2 separate regions of the Homo sapiens genome follow, and region 2 is linked to region 1. Evidence: chromatin contacts called from ENCODE Hi-C or POLR2A ChIA-PET data. All regions are on one chromosome and are shown on one strand. Each heading gives the region's core, a stretch centred on a gene start or an enhancer-like site at or near the end of the contact. The rest is flanking DNA. Distances are from core to core; before and after follow the strand shown.

What was found. Hi-C counts contacts between places; a loop is a spot of excess contacts on that map. ChIA-PET counts read pairs that join two places held with the same protein, here RNA polymerase II (POLR2A). Pooled maps may share reads with other maps.
Region 2: a map of endothelial cell of umbilical vein shows a loop between it and region 1 (14-fold over the local background). The contact joins the promoter of CYP39A1 here to the enhancer-like site in region 1. A Hi-C loop is called at or near these places in 3 of 168 maps with a recorded cell type or tissue (PC-3, chondrocyte and endothelial cell of umbilical vein) and 5 of 50 pooled maps. POLR2A ChIA-PET finds 5 or more read pairs at or near these places in 1 of 52 experiments (MCF 10A).

Annotation. Positions count from the first base shown.
Region 1 is chr6:46,988,396-46,993,938 of GRCh38, reverse strand. No RefSeq gene overlaps it. Among named protein-coding and RNA genes, the nearest start is that of ADGRF1, 51 kb to the left of the region's middle. Within about 2 kb of position 3,036, at least 8 of the 41 ENCODE cell types and tissues checked have a DNase peak (open chromatin) inside an H3K27ac peak, as active enhancers do; they include PC-3 and endothelial cell of umbilical vein, where a contact is called at or near this core.
Region 2 is chr6:46,649,969-46,655,511 of GRCh38, reverse strand. CYP39A1 (cytochrome P450 family 39 subfamily A member 1) reads left to right here and starts at 2,694. Exons shown (of 12, transcript NM_016593.5): 1 at 2,694-3,106. The coding sequence starts at 2,930. It overlaps SLC25A27 (solute carrier family 25 member 27), which reads right to left and starts at 2,537. Exons shown (of 9, transcript NM_004277.5): 1 at 2,214-2,537. The coding sequence starts at 2,319. RefSeq lists silencers at 2,100-2,199, 2,630-2,719 and enhancers at 2,380-2,509, 2,740-2,789.

The DNA of each region.
Region 1 (5,543 bases), core at 1,787-4,286:
AGGACCAGAGGAGATAACCTAGCAGGGACTGGTGGAAAAGTGAGGAGATCCTTGGTGTACCCCACCATTTACAGAAAGGGAGAGGAGCGGAGGAGGATCCGGTAAAGAGGTGTGAGAATGAACACCCTTGTGAGGTAGAAGGAAAACCAGGAGAATGTTATGTCCTAGAAGCTCAGAGAAACATTTCAAGAAGGTTTTCAAAGACAGCAACTGGGTTAAATACGGCTGAGAGTCAGGGAAGATGAGGCCCCTGACTTGACTATTTGAGTTTGAAACATGAAGATCATTGATGTACTGATATAATAGGACCTCAGAGTAAGAAATTCCAGTGTCAGGAAGTTTCACCTAGAACTCATGTTTAGACTTTGCATAGCCCTCTATTGAATAAGCTCTTCCAGATCTGTAAAGAATTATTTTAGAAAGATTAATTTTCTCCATTTCTCTTACGCTTCCAGAACAAATGAAGGGGCTGACAGAGGGTCACTCTGTAGTTCAGTGTTTATCAGACTAATGCAAATGTTGGTAAAAGTCCCATTCTGTTTCTTTCCAAGTGGTTCTTTTTTTTTAAATTATACTTTAAGTTCTAGGGTACATGTGCACGACGTGCAGGTTTGTTACATATGTATACATGTGCCATGTTGGTTTGCTTCACCCATCAACCCTTCATCCACATTAGGTATTTCTCCTAATGCTATCCCTCCCACAACCCCCCACCCCCCGACAGGCCCCAGTGTGTGATGTTCCCGCCCTATGTCCCAGTTCTCATTGTTCAATTCCCACCTACGAGTGAGAACATGCAGTGTTTGGTTTTCTGTCCTTGTGATAGTTTGCTGAGAATGATGGTTTCCAGCTTCATCCACGTCCCTGCAAAGGACATGAATTCATCCTTTTTTGTGGCTGCATAGTATTCCATGGTGTATATGTGCCACATTGTCTTAATCCAGTCTATCATTGATAGACATTTGGGTTCATTCCAAGTCTTTGCTATTGCGAATAGTGCCGCAATAAACATAAGCGTGCTTGTGTCTTTATAGTAGCATGATTTATAAACCTTTGGGTATATACTCAGTAATGGGATCGCTGGGTCAAATGGTATTTCTAGTTCTAGATCCTTGAGGAATCGCCACACTCTCTTCCATAATGGTTGAACTAATTTACACTCCCACCAACAGTATAAAAGCATTCCTATTTCTCCACATCCTCTCCAGCATCTGTTGTTTCCTGACTTTTTAATAATTGCCATTCTAACTGGCGTGAGATGGTATCTCATTGTGGTTTTGATTTGCATTTCTCTGATGACCAATGATGATGATTTCATGTGTCTGTTGGCTGCATAAATGTCTTCCTTTGAGAAGTGTCTGTTCATATCCTTTGCCCACTTACGGATGAGGTTGTTTGGTTTTTTCTTGTAAATTTGTTTGAGTTATTTGTAGATTCTGGATATTAGCCCTTTGTCTGATGGGTAGATTGCAAAAATTTTCTCCCATTCTGCCTGTTCACTCTGATGGTAGTTTCTTTTGCTGTGCAGAAGCTCTTTAGTTTAATTAGATCCCATTTGTGTATTTTGGCTTTTGTTGCCATTGCTTTTGGTGTTTTAGTCATGAAGTCCTTGCCCATGTCTATGTCCTGAGTGGTATTGCCTAGGTTTTCTTCTAGGGTTTTTATGGTTTTAGGTCTAACATTTAAGTCTTTAATCCATCTTGAATTAATTTTTGTATAAGGTGTAAGGAAGGGATCCAGTTTCAACTTTCCACATATGGCTAGCCAGTTTTCCCAGCACCATTTATTAAATAGGGAATCCTTTCTCCATTGCTTGTTTTTGTCAGGTTTGTCAAAGATCAGATGGTTGTAGATGTGTGGTGTTATTTCTGAGGGCTCTGTTCTGTTCCATTGGTCTATATATCTGTTTTGGTACCAGTACCATGCTGTTTTGGTTACTGTAGCCTTGTAGTACAGTTTGAAGTCAGGTAGCATGATTCCTCCAGCTTTGTTCTTTTTGTTTAGGATTGTCTCGGCAATGTGGGCTCATTTTGGTTCCACATGAACTTTAAAGAAGTTTTTTCCAATTCTGTGAAGAAAGTCATTGGTAGCTTGATGGGGATGGCATTGAATCTATAAATTACCTTGGGCAGTATGGCCATTTTCACGATATTCATTCTTCCTATCCATTAGCATGGAATGCTCTTCCAGTTGTTTGTGTCCTCTTTTATTTCATTGAGCAGTGGTTTGTAGTTCTCCTTGAAGAGGTCCTTCACGTCCCTTGTAAGTTGGATTCCTAGGTATTTTATTCTCTTTGCAGCAATTGTGAATGGGAGTTCACTCGTGATTTGGCTCTCTGTTTTCTGTTAATGGTGTATAGGAATGCTTGTGATTTTTGCACATTGATTTTGTATCCTGAGATTTTGCTGAAGTTGCTTATCAGCTTAAGGAGATTTTTGGCTGAGACGATGGGGTTTTCTAAATATACAATCATGTCATCTGCAAACAGGGACAATTTGACTTCCTCTTTTCCTAATTGAATACATTTTACTTTTTTCTCTTGCCTGATTGCCCTGGCCAGAATTTCCAATACTACGTTGAATAGGAGGGGTGAGAGAGGGCATCCTTGTCTTGTGCCGGTTTTCAAAGGGAATGCTTCCAGTTTTTGCCCATTCAGTATGATATTGGCTGTGGGTTTGTCATAAATAGCTCTTATTATTTTGAGATACATTCTGTCAATACCTAGCCATCTTGCGACAACCTCAAGTGGTTCTTCTGTGGAAAGACAATCTGCATTTTATAAGAAGGCAGTAGGCCTATACTGTACTTACCCTTATCAAACTTCAGGGGGCAGTCCAGACCAAGAAATAAATCCTGGACAACTTCCTTAAACCTTAAATACACCTGAAATTCACTCTTGAATTTGAGGGTGCAAAAGGCGTTTTAATCTCACCACTCTAATTAAGGGCAATCTGCATTGTTGCTGCTTTGGTTTGTATAATAAAGGAGATTAGGGATCTGTAACTGTAATAGCTCTGTTTCCTGATGGCAAACAATGCCTCTGTTTCCTGGATTTATGCCCAAGTGTGCTGGTAAACACTGAAGACTGCTTTAAGCAAAGCGGGAAGTAGCCATGGGTGTCACGGAATTTTTATCTGCTAGAAAAACAGTGTTTTTGTTTATTATTATTATTATTTGAGTCGTATCAATGGGTTATACCTTGGATACCTTGGGCAAAACAGAGTTAATTCAAATATGTGGTTTGAAAAATAGATTAGAAATATTCTGTGCTTTTTGGATTCATTTCTTACTTTGGGAAGGAATAGTCTGGAAAATTTTATATAGGTTTGTCAGCCTAGAGCCCCACTTCCGTGGATGAATTACATAAAACTGTTTACAGATTCCACTTTGTACCCAAGGTCTTAGGGTGGAGGGAACAAAATAAAACAAACAAACATAAAACAGTGACTTGAATGCAGTACAGAGATTTGCGAGGTCCCCAGGGATTGGCCTGGAACGCTCAGGGCTGCTTTGCAGTTAACTCCTCAGCCTTCACCACTGTGGCGTGGGCTCACCTTAGCAAGCTCCCCTCCCTTGTTCGGAAAGCCTCCCCACTGACCTCACCTCAGGAAGCAGCAACAGATTATATTTTATCCATAGATGTGTATCCCTTTTGGAGAGAAATTGTACACTGGGGCTGTCTTTTAACAGAATAACATTCTTAACACCACGCCATGAGGTAATTTTTCCATATCCTTTATCTGAGAGTCTCCTGCTAACCTGGGCAAAGTGGAGGAGGGGTGAGACTGGAGAAAAGAACTAAAAGAGGTGATGGGGAAGAGTCCCCCTAGTTCACTGATTACCATGAATTCTCCCATAGGGGGTCCACATTTCACCTGGCTTGATCTTAACCAAATGTGCCCAGTTGTATTTCCTTGATTGGCTCCTGTGGGGGAATGGGGAGATTTTTCTGTGGGACAGGGAGTCTTTGGGAGACTTGGGGTCTAGCTTCTTCCTGTTGTCTCCTTGTATTTCAGTTTCCCATCTGTAAAACCACAGATCCACATTCATCTGATAAGCTTAAAGGTCTCTTCTATCTCTGACTTTCTATAATTCTGGGTCTCTTCATGAGTATCACGCTGGGAGAAGAGAAATTTATCACTGAAGAATAGCAGCCCAAATGGGTTTGGCAAGACTTTATCTTGCTGGGTAGAAATTGTAGATAAAACATTGCCAACAGCTACATTATGCCAACCAAATGGGAGGCAACGCCCCTTTGGAATTCTGACCTGATGTTCGAAACCAGAGCAAAGGAGTTCCTCAGTGTGATGTGCTGCCAAGGGACACATTGGATTTGTGGATAAGGTTTCCTAGTTCTTAGATCTCAGCCATATCCCTGAACACGGATGGGCAAGGCAGCTTTGAATTCCATGACAACATGCTGCTGGGCACTGCCAAGGATAATTCTTCACAGCATGAAAGCTTTGCCTGGCACTGGTGATAATGTGACTCTCTCTTCCTGAGGTAGTCTGGGCAGGAGAGCCAGCCCTATCTGTCTTCTACTTCACCACATTGTGGGAAATGTTATGCAGCCACCCCTTCCCCAACAACTAATTTAAAAAGGGTGAAATAAAAAAGTCACATTCGTGGAATCACTTCTATCATCTATGCTGATAATTGTTTACATATGAAAGTCTGCAACAATATGAATTTCTCATAGCCTGCTTTCTCTTAGACCAGAGAATGGTTCTCAGGAGTATCCCCAGCGGGCAGCATCAGTGTCACCTAGAACTTATTGGAAATGCCAATTCTTGGACTTCTCCCCAGACCTTCTGAATTAGAAACTCCAGAGCAGAGCCCCAGGGACCTGTTATTTTAGCAAGCTCTTTGGTGACTCTGGTGCACACTCAAATTTGGGAACCACTGAGATAGGGAATGTTAGAGACCAAGGGCTGGAGGTTAGGATCAGCAGAATTGTGAAGCTGGAGAGTAGGGGATGGGGGTGAGAACTTGTTTCCATTTTATTTTCTATTAGCAACACTTCTGTGAGCATCAGTAAGCAAGAAAGTCTTGGTAATGATGTGAGCAGAGAAGTGATTAATGCTGGGTGGTAGTATTCTGGAAAATGTAATAGAACTGTTAAAAAGAAAGAAATGGGTTTGAGGCCTGCTTCCAACACTTACTAACCATATTAACTTGGTTACATTACCAAAGTTTGGTTACTTCATCTGTAAAGTTATTGTTGAGAGTACATGAGAGAAGCCTGAAAGTTCTTAGGATTCCGGTATTTAGTAAGCATTCAACAAATGGTGGCTGTTATTTACATTAATGACACTAATGTTAATAATAAAACATGAATTCTATAGAACATCATTACTACTGAAAAGCAATGTGCATAGAGGAAAACACAGTCTTTGGGGACAATAGACAGAGTTCAAACCTCAATTCTGTTACTGACCACCTTGGACAGGCCATCTTATTCCTTTTTATTTGTAAAATGAGAAAGATGACATTTACCTTGCAGGGTTCTTTGGAAACCTAAATGGAGGTAAAGTTAAAGCAGC
Region 2 (5,543 bases), core at 1,445-3,944, 340 kb after region 1:
ATGACAAGCCTTGGGTTCTTTCTATTCAGAAATTTAACTTTAATATCTGTTAGTCATTAATTTTTGCTTTTCAATGGGAAATAATTTAAAGTACCATATTGTGTGCTATCCTCTTGACTGCAGCCATGATTATTTGAGATCTAATGTAACATTAGAATACTGCACTATATATTCTTATGTACTATAACAAATGCTAGATGAAGCTGAACTCTATAATTTCGTGGGTGATGTTCACATGCAGATGAATGACTGACATAATGTTTGAGATACAGAAGATGTAATGGAGTTTATAATGTTGTCTTTTATATGCAAGGGTCATAAGCTCAATATCCTTTCAATTAAAGCATATATGGAATTATTTTTCCAGCACTAAATTATATGCATCGCCTACTCATGGCCTCCTTACAAGTACTAACTGTATTTTGGAAAAATTTTTTGGTTTTAAGTTTTAAATTAGATACAGACCTTTTACCTTAATACAGTTAAGCTAAACGGCCTACATAAGGAAGATAGAGCTCATAACCTTATACAGAAAACGTCCTGAATAATTAAAATAATAACATTCAGACAAGTTCATGAACATTACTTACATTATATAAGACTTTTCAATGACCACCACCTGACACAAAACCTTAGTATACCTTTTCCAAGAGAAAACAATGTGGGGAAGGGAAGTGAATATTAAATCTTACCACTGGTTTTTGGAAAAGTTAGTATCTTGCTGACAGTTTCCCTAGAACAGAAGTAGCTTGCATAGACTTCAAGCAATATTTTATTGACATATGAAACCTGAAAAATCTTAATAGATTTCTCCATATTACACAGATTATGTCTTTCAAAATAAGTTTTGTTTTCTCGCTGGTTTGTTAAATGATGCTTCAGGTTCCTGAAGTGGTTTGTACTTAAAACCATCCCACATTTTGATTCCCATCCATTCTCCACACACAATTCTCTCCATGAATTTTTAACGAGGAATAGTCCTGTATAAAAGCCATTGAGTCAGAGGGGGACACATCAATTAAAAATAAAACCTGGAAATATCATTCAGCAATCTGCTTTTAGATCTTTTTAAGCTGATGAATTTTATTTCAGTAAAAACAATGAAAAGTAAAAATTCTCCATCATTTTCGAAAGGAGAGACATTAAAAAATAGAGGGGCTAAAAGGCAAAAATGGAAGAGCACGAAACAACTGATCATGGCTGGCTATGCTAGAATTAAAAAATAAACTCTTAAAATAGGACCAACTAACATTTACAAATGATAACGCATCAGAACTGTTCTTTTTATTTTTTTGTAACAGGCAAGAAAATGTAAGGGTAATCTTAAAATACACAGTTAAGGCTTCACAGGAAACACATGAGTATACTACTCACAAAATCCTTGGAATAAACGCTACTTGCTCATTCAAGGGCATCATCATTCCACTCTAGATGGCCTCTTAAAGTTTTTTCTTACTCATGTAGGCAGATGTAACTGCTCTTCTATGCTTTTATGACACCTAATAATATCTTCATTATAACAAGTAGCACATTATAATTGTCTTTCTCTGTCTCCCCAGCAGCCTGTAAGAAGGTCAGAACTGGGTCTTTTCAAATATATATCCACAGTCCCTGGTATTGTAGGAATTATAAAAATGTCGCAACTAATGGGTGTCCTGCCTTGGGTTTAGCAATCATATATTATTGACTTCTCAGAATCCTGCAAGGTAAACAGTATAGATGAATTACACTCAAAGAGGTCAAGTAGTCGATGCTCTGTGAGTGGCAGGTTAATAACGGAAGTCCCACAAGGTAGGTCCACAACTTGGACCCACAAGATAATGACAGTGTGGCTGTGTAAGACTATAAACCACAGAGATGATCTCAGTAAGGATGGAAAACAGATTACGTTTTTAAAAAGGTCATCCTCATGAAAAGGAAAATGATTCCTACAGAGGAATGACAGCTCGCGAAGCTTCTTAAAGTACAACATTCAAGCACCACAGCACATGCCTAAGGGAAGCATTAGAAGAGATTAGAAGGAAAAGGCCGTGGAGACCTCAATCCCTCCTCCTCCCACCGCGGGCCTGGCCTCCACCGCCACCTCTGCCAGGCGGGCATGGAAGGGGCGACCTCTCCGATGCGCACTGCCGGGCGCGAAGCCGCCCGCGCACCCTCCCCCAGCGCGGCGCGTGCCACTGGCCCGGGAGGCCCAGGCGTGGGCAGCCGGGTACCTAGCTCGGCCACGGTAGCCGCGCAGCCGGACAGTAGGAATTTGCTCGCTCGGGGCCATCTCTGGGTCAGCGGCAAAAGCCTCTCCTCCTCCTCCGGGACGGACATTCAGCAGTAGCGCAAGACGATAACGCACTCCTTCTCGCCGCTGCGCTGCACCGCGCCGCGGCGGCCGCTTCCCTGCCAGGGCGGCCCCTTTTCAACCGGCGAGTGGCCGGGTGAGGACCATTTCCCTCGTTCGGCTCGGCCGGGTGGACCCGCAACCTTCCTAGCAGTCCCAGCTGGAGTGGTCCAGCTGCCCCTTACACCCCAGAATAGAAAAACACAGCGGAGCCCAGGAGGTTACTGGGCAATGTAGTCCGCCGGGCTCCGCTACGTCTCTGATTGGCCGGCCGCGGGTCCCTCTGCGGCTCCGCCCCCGGCCTCCATGGCAACGCGGCTGGTTCTCGCCCGTCAGTCCTAGCCCGGCCCTGCCCCTCCTTGCATTTTTTCCGCGCTGGCTGAGATTCAAAGAGAAGTGGAGGTGGGAGGGAGCGACAATGGAAAAATCACCTGAAAACTGGGACAGAGGAAGGAAGCTACAGTTACGAAGGAGAGCTGCAAAAGTTGCAGCAGAAAGGTTGGGAGTCCCGACAGGTTCCGTAGCCCACAGAAAAGAAGCAAGGGACGGCAGGACTGTTTCACACTTTTCTGCTTCTGGAAGGTGCTGGACAAAAACATGGAACTAATTTCCCCAACAGTGATTATAATCCTGGGTTGCCTTGCTCTGTTCTTACTCCTTCAGCGGAAGAATTTGCGTAGACCCCCGTGCATCAAGGGCTGGATTCCTTGGATTGGAGTTGGATTTGAGTTTGGGAAAGCCCCTCTAGAATTTATAGAGAAAGCAAGAATCAAGGTATGTGGTCGTGGCAGACGGGGTCTCCAGAGGAGACAATGCTTTCTTTTTTAAACTTTCTTTCATTGACTCTTAAGTGCAGGGCTAGAACACGGGGAACATACCTGCTTGCCTCAACTAAAGGATCTAGTCATTTCTGAATTCCTCTACTAACAATTAACAACAATATCCTGTGCAAAATTTTGCGAAAGAAATGAAATACAATTGCAGCGTGCATCGACATTTTTGGAAGTAGAGATTAACTTTTCGTATTTTTACTTCATCGAAGTTAAGTTCCAAATGTGTATGTGTTAAGTAAATGTTTTCAGTAATTGGGAAAGATAAAGTGTAATCCAATTTAAGTTTGTGAAAATGAGTAATTCGTATCCAAATTGGAGTTAACACCAAAGTATTGTACAAATTGCTTGCACAGTTGGTCCGTACACAATAAACAGGCTCTGTATTTTTAGCTGACGTTGTTATTTGATGATGATGTACTCCATTTTCACTACGGCCTGAAGAGACTAGTAATCCTCCTTGTAGTAGATGTTTTTGTCTTGAAAGTATCTTTTAAATGTCTGAGCACTTTAAGGAACAGACCTTTATTAATGTCTTTTAAGTTTTATTCAATTTCCAGTCACAAATATTTTATGGTATTTGATTGTCTAATAAATTTGTATGATATTATAATTATTCTTATGAATTATAATACTTTCTGTGGTGACCCATTTTCCATCTGGTTAGCCCAATTTGTAGAATGAATTTATACGTAGTAGCATTATTTTACCACTGATCATTTGCCTTCAAAATCTCTGAGATTCCAATTTAGTAAAAAACATATAGAAAATTAAAGAGAACTAAGATGAAAATAAAAATAACCCAGAATATCACACCAGCTGTACTGTAAAAATTTAGTGTATTTATATTATTTTGGTCATTTTCCTATGTATTTACAACTATTTAATGAACAACAATGGAATAATAGTATAATACTCTTTTATGTGCTTTTGATTTTAACATATAATGTGAATGACTTTCCTGTACCATGAAATACTTTGAATCTTCCTTTTATGGCTATATTTTGTCATAGGAGGATACAATAGTTTACTTAAATCTCAATAGTTGGGTTTATAGGTTGCTGCCAAACTTTTTTCTTTCAGCCAGTGCTTCAGTGAACATTCTTGCGTGTTTGTGTGCATGTATTGATTGTGTGGTTGTACATTTTGCAATTATCTGATTGTTTACTCAGAATAAATTCCTAGGAGTAGAATTGCTGAGTCAAAGGACATGCACACTTAAATTGTTTATATGAATGTGTTACTTTTGGAAAAAGAAGTATGAATATGCAATTTTTATTTTCCATTGACTGTATGCAATTGCCTAACTTCTCAAATCCTGGGCCATACTGAATACCATAATTCTTTGCAATTTTTGCTAGTCTGATAGATGAAACATTATATCTCCTAAAGAAATACTCCTTTGTCTCCCACAGCCTTCCTTATGCATATGATCTTGATAATTTTTAAGGAACTGTTTTTTTACAAGCTTGTGTCAGAAGGCTAAATATTTGTGAGGTCTCTATTGCTTTCCTGACTAAACAAAACAAGTTATTGCTGGACTCTGTGTCTCACACCTGTAATCCCAACACTTTGGGAGGCAGGGGTGGGAGGATTGCTTGAGGCCAGGAATTTAAGACCAGCCCGGGAGATATAGCAAGACCTCATTTCTACAAAAACTAAATAGAAAAATAAAAAATTTAATCTGGTCCAGTGGCACATGCCTGTAGTCCCAGCTCCTCGAGAGGCTGAGGCGGGAGGATTGCTTGAGCTCAGGAGTTCCAGATTCCGGTAAGCTATGATTGAGCCACTGCACTCGAGCCTGGGCAACAGAGCGAGACCTTGTCTCTTAAAAAAAAAAAAAAAAAAAAAAAAAAAAAAAAAAAGAATATGACTGCATTATTTGATGTTTTACTACTAAAAGCTTTTAAGGTTCACTCTTGTCTTTTCTTGTACCCTTAATCTGGGCAGTATGATAAAAAAAAAAGCCAGAGTGCTCCCACCTTTGGTGCCAGGGGAGATTCAAATCACACAAACCTCAACCTTCATGCAGGAAGGCTCACACCAGCCTACCCCCTAACCACAATGAAACCCTAAGACCTGTCTCTTTTCACTGTTTTCTCAAGTCATTTTCAGATCAGCTTGAGAGGACTGCCCTTCTTTCCCCAGAGAAGTCTCATTGTGTATGAAATAAACCTCTTCATACCCTCTCAAGGTGTGTATGTGTGTATGTGTGTGTGTGTGTGTGTGTGTGTGTGTAAATGTAGTAATTGTCTTAACATCCAAACCAGATCTTGGGTGGGGGTCCATTCTGAGTTTTCGCAGTGGCTGCAACAGGTACTCAGTAGACTTGATGCGAAATTGCATCTAAATGGCACCTGCATAAGACACTACTTATGGCG